2 separate regions of the Homo sapiens genome follow, and region 2 is linked to region 1. Evidence: chromatin contacts called from ENCODE Hi-C or POLR2A ChIA-PET data. All regions are on one chromosome and are shown on one strand. Each heading gives the region's core, a stretch centred on a gene start or an enhancer-like site at or near the end of the contact. The rest is flanking DNA. Distances are from core to core; before and after follow the strand shown.

Region 1 (4,972 bases), core at 1,550-4,049:
AGATGTCTGTGGTCTGAACCCCGTAAGCACCTTCAGCCAGGGGTCTGGAGCTAGTAGCTGGAAAAACAAACATCTGCCTTCGACCTCCGTGCCCTGTTTTGGGGCTGGGTTGTTTCTCTGTTCTGTTTGCCCAAGTTGTTTGCAAGGCCTCCTCTGGAGAGGTTCCAGGCATCACCAGACCAACCAGAAGGTGGAAGGATCTGGAGGGAGCAGGCAGAGGGGCATCGTGGAGGGAGCTGCTAAGGACGCAAAACAGTTCCGAGAAAGAACTGTCCGTCCACCAGCAAAGCAAAGCTGGCTGTCCCCACCCTCCCAGGCCTTTGTTGAGTTGCGTGTAAAGTGGCCGCTTAGCTCGAGAGTCAGGTGTTCCCTCTAATGCAGTGGCTATTGGTGGACATGCTCTACCAGGGGTGGAAAATGGCCCTGGGGGAGAGAAGGCTCCCTGTAGAATGCATGGGCTGTCCTGTGACTGGGACAAAGGAAATGATGTCCGTGGTCGCCAAAGCCTTCCTGGAAAGGTGCGTGGGTGGCGGCGAGGGATGGATGTGTCGAGCTGCCCTTGGCAGCCCAAAATAAGGAACTGCTTCTTGGATGGGTGGTGGAGCACTGTAGCTCAGTGGCAGGAAATATAGACTTTAGAGTAAGGACAGACGGGTTCATATCCTCACTGCAGCCCCTATTACCCTGCGCCTGCTAGTCACTGCATCCCGTCAGTCTTAGGCAGCTGATCAGTCAATGGGATAGTAGAGAACCTGTCATAATCAAAAGAAATTGGTGGCATGAGCAAAACAAAGCTCTTACACAGTGCCTGAGGCATAGAGAGCTCAGCAGTCATAAGGAGAGACCAAGGCCAGGCTTCTCCCCGAAGCTGAAAAATGACTGATAGTTAATAATCTACCATAAACAGGCTGCTCAAACTCCACTCATATCCACTAAAGAAAAAAAGCGTGTTCAGATCCAAAAAACATCCTTTCACATGCCTGCATTCTAGGTATCTTGGGTCCAACCTCACCTAGGTCAGGACGTCTCATGGGGACCGGTAGAGACTCATGTTGTTCATTCAGATGCTGACCTGGCTTCACGGCCTCCCGCAGCCCTCGGGAGCCAGCTTATTGGGCAAAAGCAAATTCATAGCTCGCAAGCTTTTCTTTTGCCTTGGCTTCTGTAAACACATTAGATACCCCCATATGCCTTAAGCCTGTCCAGGTGGTGGGAGCCATGGGGCTCTGTCTAGAACCAGAACAATCGATCTTGCCAACACTGTTCAAATGAGAGGTCTCTTTACAAGCAGCCAATGTGGCTCTTTTAGGAAATACGAATTGGCACCACTGTGTGTCCACCAAAACAGACAAGCAAAGCAGAACACACCACGAAACTAGCAAGAAAGAAGGGCGGGCACTTCTGAGTTTTCCTGTGATTCCTTGTTTATGGCACAGCCGTCTCTTTCCTTGTTCAAGTACTCACAGATGGCGGCACAGGTCGAGCATCTCTAATCGTGAAACCTGAAATGCTCCAAAGTCCAAAACTTTCTTTTTTAGAGACAGTCTCGCTCTGTCGCCCAGGCTGGAGTGTGGTGGCACAATCTCAGCTCACTGCAGCCTCCGCCTTTTGGATTCAAATGCTTCTCCTGCCTCAGCCTCCCGAGTAGCGAGTACCATGCCCAGATAATTTTTGTATTTTTTGTAGAGACGGGGTTTCACCATGTTGGCCAGGCTGATCTTGAACCCCTGGCCTCAAGCAATCCACACTCCTCAGCCTCCCAAAGTGCTGGGATTACAGGCATGGGAGCCACCATGCCTGGCCAAAAGTCCGAAACTTTCTGAGCATCAACATGACACTCAAAGGAAACGTTCATTGGAGAGTTTCAGGTTTTGCATTCTCAGACTAGGTTGCTCAACTGGTTAAGTATAATGCAGATATTCCAAAATTTAAAAAAAAAAAATGGAAATCCAAAACACATGTTCCCAAGCATTTTCAGTAAGGGATGTTCAACCTGTAACAGTTACCAATTATTTAAGAAAAGTCCAGATTGGGAAGGAAACAGGACCCCTAAAATTTCAGCAAATGTAATCCATTCAACCTAATTATGTTTTTGCAAGTCAGTTGCTAGAATTTGAATTCAGCTAAAACATCTCGGGCCCACTCACGGAACTTCATGTTCCTTGGGAACTTAGTTTGAGAAGCACTGAAATCATATACGTGTTACTCCTAAAAGGCTGCCTGGCACAGATTAGGACTCTTGAAAGGTCTGTTTCTTTACATACTTATTATGAACCTGCCTTCTGGCTTCTAAGCAGTTTCACTTTGACGAGGGCCAGATCCTCTCCCAATAGCCTATTGAGGTTACTGGAAGCCCTGTTGACCGAAGCAGGAACTGAGTCTCCCCTAGACTCGACTCACTCAAGGTCACATAACTCAAGCCCCGAAACAGGGACAAGAACTCAGTTCTCCCTGCCCCAAAACCATACCTTCTCCCCCTTCCCGACCTTGCCCCTGAGGGTGTTCTGATCTGTTTAATTAAGAAAAAATGACAGTGACAGTTGGTCTGTGACGCTGAAGATGTTTCAAAACTGTGGATCTTGAAATCCAAATGCTCGTTTTCTTAATTTTCTTTTGTTTTGTTTTCCTCCTGCTGTCTCCATTCAATCCTTTAGAACACAAACTTGACCACCCAGGAGCATGAAAACATCATTGTGGTAAGTTCCTCTCGAACACGCTCCCTCCACCCACCTCCGCCTCCTGGAGCCTACAACCCTTTTCCTGGTTTGGGGTAATTCTGGCGCCTGCGTAATCCACCAGCATCTGGCCTTGCTCCGTTTTGTCTTTTCTAGCAAGCCGGACGCACCTCCCTCTGCCTTTGCATATTTCAGAGCCCCAGTTGATAGGAGCGGGAGTGTAATTGTCTGTCTTTGAGGTTTGTAGCAAATGTATCATAATCGCCTCCTCCTTCCTGCGTCTCTGCCTAGGGAGTTGAAGGCAGGAGATGGCAGAGCCCGTATAATTTATTCAGAGGCATCACCCCATTAGCTGAAAGGTAAACGTTCTCTTTCTTGCCCCAGGACATGTCTCCCAATTAATCCACAAATAGAACTTGGATTTAATTCCCTGTGATACATAAAGTGAGATGCTATTTTCTGGGACTCTACCATGATGTAAGCATTTTTGGGGTAAAATATCTTCCTGAATGACTTTTAGCTACGAAACCTAACTCTCACTTGAGAGAAGAAAGAAATGAAATTGCACCTGCTAGATGGTAAGCACCATGCTATGTATTTGAATTCACAGATAACCTAGTCCCTAAGGAGTTCATCATCTATTGTAGGAAGACAAAAGTGATCACCGCAAAAAATAGAGACATTGAGTGCAGAGAGTAAGTAGAGTGATAAACTCCCCTGGGAAAGGAGCCAGAAAGCTTCCTAGAGGTAGTGCTATCTGAGCTGGGTTTTGAAGGATCAATAGGAGTTTTCCAGGTGGCAAAACGGGATAAAAGCATCCCAGAGAGAAGAAACAAAATGTGCAAGAGCACAAAGATTTAAAGCAACGTAGTGTGTTCTGGAAGCTTCAGCATTGCTGGAGCATAAAGCATAAGGAAATGAGAAGCAGGCGGATGGGAGATGAAATAGAAGCAAGAGGCAGAGCCTTTTGTGCCCAGGAGGGGACCTTGGAACTAACCTGCCTGGGATGTCTCCTGGCTGCAAGGTACAGAACAAGAGCAGCATCAGTCACTAGGCCCCTCACGCTCCTCTAGCCGAATCAGGGCCTTGGGGGACCCACTCAGTCGGCCCTGGCAAGCCTAGCTGGGTACTGTATGCACAAAATGAGGTGAGCCCCAGGCCTTTGATTGTGGAGAGTCAAGGCAGCAGCTTCTGCCTTTGCTGTCAGCTCCAGTGTCTGGCACGTAGTGGGCTCTCAGTGGGTGTTTGCTAACGCTAACAGTATAGAGGTTTTCTCCATGCTTTCACCCGGACTGTCCATTGCCTTCTCTTGCCAGAACAGGAGGACAAGTCAACCTGGGCACCCCCAATCACTCACCACCACCTTTTTCTGGCATAGTATTAATTCATCAATTCATTTAACGAACTTTGCTGAGCATGTGAGTCTGACTATGTGCCAGACACAGATAGAGAGCTGGACAAGACTTGAGGCCTGCCATTGAGGACTGAATGTGTGCTGAGAGAACCTGGCAGATCAACAGATAATACAAAAATAACATGGCCAAGGGCTGAGGTTTGTTCTGGGTGTTAGAGGGGGTGCAGAGGATAGGTACTTAACCTCTGTCAGGGAGGGTCCTGGGAGGATGATGATGGAGGACTTCCAGGAGGAGGTGACCAAGGTGAATCTTAAAGGATAGATAGGAGAATGTCAGGTAAACGGAGCAAGCTGGGGAAGGCAGTTCAGGCAGGGGGACTTACATGTGCAAAGGCAAAGTGGTAAGACGGGCTGCTGCAGAACCAGGAGCAAGCATGAGAGCTGGAAGGAGGTACTGCCTTCCTCTCCCTGCCAGCAACACCTGTGGGTCCCACTGAGTGCCTGGAAGCCCTGGATGGAGGACAAGGGCTTGCATTCAGGACAAGCCTGGGAAAGAAATTTTGATCTGAGAAATCCAGGCTGCATTTATCCAGCTAATGTGGCTGAACTGAACCCTTAATTGGGTCAGGTTGAGCTTCCCGGCTCAGCAGGAATGCCTGAGAACAGGAAAGAATTTGATCTGAGGGTCTGACCCTCACCCCTGCATTTTACAGCCTCCCCTTCCAGCATTCTTTTATTACTATTGCTGTTGTCATTATTATGATGCCTTCTGGAGCCTCCTTTCATTCCAACAGTTACATCCTCTTATTTGCCCTATTGGCAATTAGTCTTCTTTGGACATGCTTGGTAGTTTTTTATGCGCTAATTTTTCTACCATAGCTTGAGTTGGTTTTATTCATTCCATTGGCCAGGCAGTAGTAACCGTTGTTGGTCATGGACCAGG
Region 2 (4,972 bases), core at 774-3,273, 250 kb before region 1:
TGTAGACACCAAGGGCGATGAAGCAGCCATTCAGCATTTCCTGGCACCTGCCAGCTGCCGCCCACTGTCCTGGGCACCCAGGACACCAGCCCTGCGGTGGAGGCTCTGGCCTGGCACTTTACACCTTTGCTTGAACATGAGAACCACCTGGGGAGATTCCACAAACGCCCGTGTTTGGGCTCCACCTGAGACCAATTAGAGGCAGTCCTGCTCTAATTGGTTAATTACAATCAATCTCCCAGGTGGATTTGCAACCAGGGCTGAGAGTACTAGGCTGGTGGATACTAAAACCCCACATTTTTGTTTGGTTGATTTTTTTTTTTTTTTTTTTGAGACAGCCTTGCTCTGTCGCCCAGGCTGGAGTGCAGTAGCACAATCTCCGCTCACTGCAACCTCCACTTCCCAGGTTTAAGCAACTCTCCTGCCTCAGCCTCCCGAGTAGCTGGGATTACAGGCGCCCGCCACCACGCCTGGCTAAGTTTTTGTATTTTTAGTAGAGACAGGGTTTCACCATGTTGTCCAGGCTGGTCTCTAACTCCTGACCTCAGATGACCCGCCCACCTCGGTCTCCCAAAGTGCCAGGATTACAGGTGTGAGCCACCGCGTCTCGCCCCCACATTTGTTGAGAAGTCATCTTGTGCCAGGCTTTAAGGATTTTATTTTATATATATATGTATGTATTTTAATGCTTATTCTTTTCTTTTGAGATAGGGTCTTGCTCTGTCACCCAGGCTGGAGTGCAGTGGCACGATCATGGCTCATTACAGCCTTGACCTCCTGGGCAGCGATCTTCCCCCCTCAGCCCCCTGAGTAGCTGGGACTACAGGTGCATGCAACTGCACCTGGCTAACTTGTAAATTGTTTGTAGAGATGGTCTCACTACGTTGCCCACGCTTGTCTGAAACTCCTGGGCTCAAGGGATCCTCCTACTTTGGCCTCCTAAAGTGCTGAGATTACAGGCGTGAGCCACCACGCCTGGCCAAGAATGTTATATATGTAAGTATTAGTTCCTTTCCTCTTCACATGATCCCTCTGAGGTAAGTGCTGTTATCGTTATCTCTATTTTGCAGAGGAGGAAACTGAGGCATAGCAGGCACAAGTCGGGGATCCCTGTGTGTTAGCCAGGGCCTGCTATAGCTCTGCCAGGAGGGCTGGCAAGGCAAAAGAGAGCACTGGCCTGGGAATCTGGCCCAGCGTTGATCGAGGGCCTTGGACACGGGACTTAATCTTTGCCAGGACTTCAGTTTTCTCATCTGAATAATGGGCTTGATAATAGATTTGGCTGGGTGCAGTGGCTCACACCTGTTATCCCAGCACTTTGGGAGGCTGAGGCGGGCAGATCACTTGAAGTCAGGAGTTTGAGACCAGCCTGGCCAACATGGAGAAACCCCATTTCTACTAAAAATATAAAAATTAGTCGGGTGTGGTTGTGGCTGTCTGTAATCCCAGCTACTCAGGCGGCTGAGGCAGGAGAATCGCTTGAACCGGGGAGGCAGAGTTTGCAGTGAGCCGAGATCATACCATTCCACTCCGGCCCGGGCGACAGGGCAAGACTCTGTCTCAAAAAAAAAAAAAAAAAAAAAAATAGAAGTGAAGATGAAGCTGGGTGATGGAGAATGGGGCATACCATGGCCACTCCAGGGAGAGCTGTTAGCGGGAGTGGTTCTGTGCACCCAAATACTAGCCAATAAATCAATACATAAGCAGGAAGAGTACTTCCAACCATTAAAATAATTTGAATAATATTTGAATAATTTGAATAAATAATATTATTTTAATTGATTATTGTGGGATCAATGAATTCTAAATAAAAAATGCACTAAAAGTCTGTAGTGGGTGATGGGGTGGGGGATTTAGGGGTGCCGACGGGGTAGACCCCTATTGAAAGAGGCACGAAAACTGGGAGATGAAAAGCATAGGCTCGTTTGCCCTGTGTCTTCCTTCTCACGGCAGGGGATCGGCCGGCCACCTTCTCCCTGTGACTTCCTCCCAGTCCCGTCACCAAACCCCTGAGGCCGTCCTGGCATCAGACCGCAGGCCATAAAAGCGTCCAGCAGAGGGCGCCCCAAACCCACGAGGGCCGCGGCGAAGAAGAAGGTAGCGGCCGCTGTCCTCTCCCCTCCCAGGCAGGTCCGGTGCGGAAGGGATCGCTGGACACTGGCGATGGTGGAGAGGCATGGTGGGCCGGGTCCCCCGCACCCTTCATGGCCCTGACTCGGGGCTGCCCATGACCTTCAGCGTCAGAGCTCGGTCTGGTCCATGCCTGCCTTGGGGAAGCTGCGCCGCCTCTGCACCCACCCAGGTCAGGGCCACCTTCCCTCCATTTGCAGCATGAGCAGGTCTGAGGTGGCGGCTCCGGGCTGAACAGCAGGAACTGAGTTCTTTGTCCACATGTGAGGGTGGGCAGCCCATGAACAGTCCACCCAGACACAAGTTACCCTGCCCCCGAGCCGGAATCCAGCCCTGAGACCCCACAGTGCTGCCTCTGAAACAGTGCTGGGACGTCTCTCTGAGCCTGAGCTCAGACTTTGGTGTCCCGCTGCTGAGGCCGGGGTCCCGCCGCTGTGACCGTGGCAAGGGTAAGCCCTTTGTGCACCTGTGCCGTTGCCTGTAAAATGCTGGCAGTAATCACAGTGGAGCTACCCTAGAGGTTTGCTAGGAGGGTTACATGAGCCGTGCCTGGCACGGGCCACAGAGGGTAGGTTGCACATGGCTCTTTTCCCCACTGCCCAGTTATTAATCCAGGTCACAGTTACTTCTTCCCCCAGCCTCACAGAAGATGGGGGCCACTGTAAACCCCACCCCATCCCAGATGAATCAAGCCATCACCATACCCCCCCCCTCCAAATGATCCATGCCACCATAATATGCCCTCTGGATGACTCAGACCACCACTGCCCCCTCCCCAACACACACGTACACCCTGATGGCCCCAGCAGTCTCCTAACTGTCCTCCCTGGCTCCAGCCTTGCCCTGCTCCCTTCCACCATCCACTCTGCAGCCAGACTGATTTTTCTAAAATGCAAATCTGATCACATTACTTCCTACTTAACATCCACCAACAATTTCCCAATAAACTCGGGATGAAATTCAAGCTCCTTAATGTGAGTTCTGAGGCCTTTCCTGATCTGGCTGGGGCCTGGCACTCCAGCCTCATCCCTCTGAGTGACAGCCAGAGCCCAACCATGGGGGGCCCAGGCAGGAACTGTGACACCCCCAAATTCCACTTTTTAAAATTTTATTTTATTTTAAGTTCCGGGATACATGCGCAGAATGTTCAGGTTTATTACATAGGTAAACGTGTGCCATGGTGGTTTCCTGCACTTATCAACCCATCACCTAGGTATTGAGCCCCCCACATGCATTAGCCATTTATCCTGATGCTTTCCCTCACCTCACACCCCGCTGCTGACAGGCCCCAGTGTGTGTTGTTCCCCTCCCTGTGTCCATGTGTTCTCAATGTTCAGCTCCCACTTATAAGCAAGAACACGTAGTATTTGGTTTTCTGTTCCTGTGTTACTTTGCTGAGGATAATGGCTTCCAGCTCCATCCATGTTCCTGCAAAGGACATGATCTCTTTCCTTTTTATGGCTGCATAGTATTCCATGGTGTAAATGTACCACATTTACTTTATCCAGTCTGTCATTGATGGACATTTGGATTGATTCCATGTCTGTGCTATTGTGAATAGTGCTGCAATGAACAAACTCATGTATGAATCTTTATAACAGAATGATTTATATTCCTTTGGGTATATACCCAGCAATCGGATTGCTGGGTCAAATGGTATTTCTGGTTCTAGGTCTTTGAGGAATCGCCACACTGTCTTCCACAACGGTTGAAATAATTTACACTCCCACCAACAGTATAAAAGTGTCCCTATTTCTCCACAGCCTTAAATATTTGCACATTTATCAAACAGGGAAACTACTTTTTATTATTAACATAAAAGGTATTCCTCTCTCTTTGTGAAAACAAGGGCTTTAGAATGTGCATACTGTGAAAGTAACCTGTTAACTTATCAGAAAATGTCTTTTATCTGACATTTTCCTGCCCTCATCAATGGATGACGTTAGTCACATTCCTTGAAGGATGACTGGAGCTTACATGGACCCAGGTTCAAAGTCGTAGTCTCTTTGAAGAGCCTCAACTTTTCCAGCCTGACTCCGGGTTGGAACCTGCGTGCCTGAGGTTCCTCTCAGGATCAGCGTCTCCACCGTCAGACATTCTTATGAGAATACGGGTGGGTCAGCGCCGGGTAAAGGTGCTGGCTAAGTTTCCACCTTGTGGAGGTGGGATGACTTGCAATTCCCGTCTCCTGATTCATCCCCGGGTTACTGATTCATTTCCCTGGAATCTGGACTGCTTATGGCCATGCCCCCAGCTGCTGCTGGGCAAGCTGAGTGCTCCATTCAGCCCTGGTTCACACAACATATTCCTGGGCTCCTGATACAGGGCCTTGCGAGCGTTCAGACCCAATGCTTCTTGCATAAACACACACACATACAGATATATATATATATCTGTGTGTGTGTATATATATGTGTATGTGTGTGTGTGTATATATGTGCATATATATGTGTGTGTATACATATGTGTGTGTATAGATATGTGTATATATATGTGTGTGTGTGTATGTGTGTGTATATATATATATATCTCTTTTTTTTTTTTTTTGAGATGGAGTCTCACTCTGTCGCCCAGGCTGGAGTGCAGTGGTGTGATCTTGGCTCACTGCAAGCTCTGCCTCCCGGGTTCATGCCATTCTCCTGCCTCAGCCTCCTGAGTAGCTGGGACTACAGGCGCCCACCACCGTGCCTGTCTTTTTTTGTATTTTTAGTAGAGACAGGGTTTCACAGTGTTAGCCAGGATGGTCTCAATCTCCTGACCTCGTGATCCCCCCACCTCGGCTTTCCAAAGTGCTGGGATGACAGGTGTGAGCCACCGCGCCCAGCCAAAATATATATATATA

The links. A loop is a pair of places that touch in the nucleus more often than their neighbours do. ChIA-PET counts read pairs that join two places held with the same protein, here RNA polymerase II (POLR2A). Pooled maps may share reads with other maps.
Region 2: a pooled map shows a loop between it and region 1 (3-fold over the local background). The contact joins two enhancer-like sites. A Hi-C loop is called at or near these places in 2 of 50 pooled maps. POLR2A ChIA-PET finds 5 or more read pairs at or near these places in 5 of 52 experiments (WTC11, activated B cell, activated CD4-positive, alpha-beta T cell and 2 more).

What each region holds. Positions count from the first base shown.
Region 1 is chr16:81,655,121-81,660,092 of GRCh38, forward strand. CMIP (c-Maf inducing protein) reads left to right here. Exons shown (of 21, transcript NM_198390.3): 5 at 2,655-2,696. Among named protein-coding and RNA genes, the nearest start is that of MIR6504, 46 kb to the left of the region's middle. Within about 2 kb of position 2,800, at least 4 of the 41 ENCODE cell types and tissues checked have a DNase peak (open chromatin) inside an H3K27ac peak, as active enhancers do.
Region 2 is chr16:81,401,653-81,406,624 of GRCh38, forward strand. No RefSeq gene overlaps it. Among named protein-coding and RNA genes, the nearest start is that of MIR4720, 19 kb to the left of the region's middle. RefSeq lists an enhancer at 2,096-2,175. Within about 2 kb of position 2,024, at least 4 of the 41 ENCODE cell types and tissues checked have a DNase peak (open chromatin) inside an H3K27ac peak, as active enhancers do.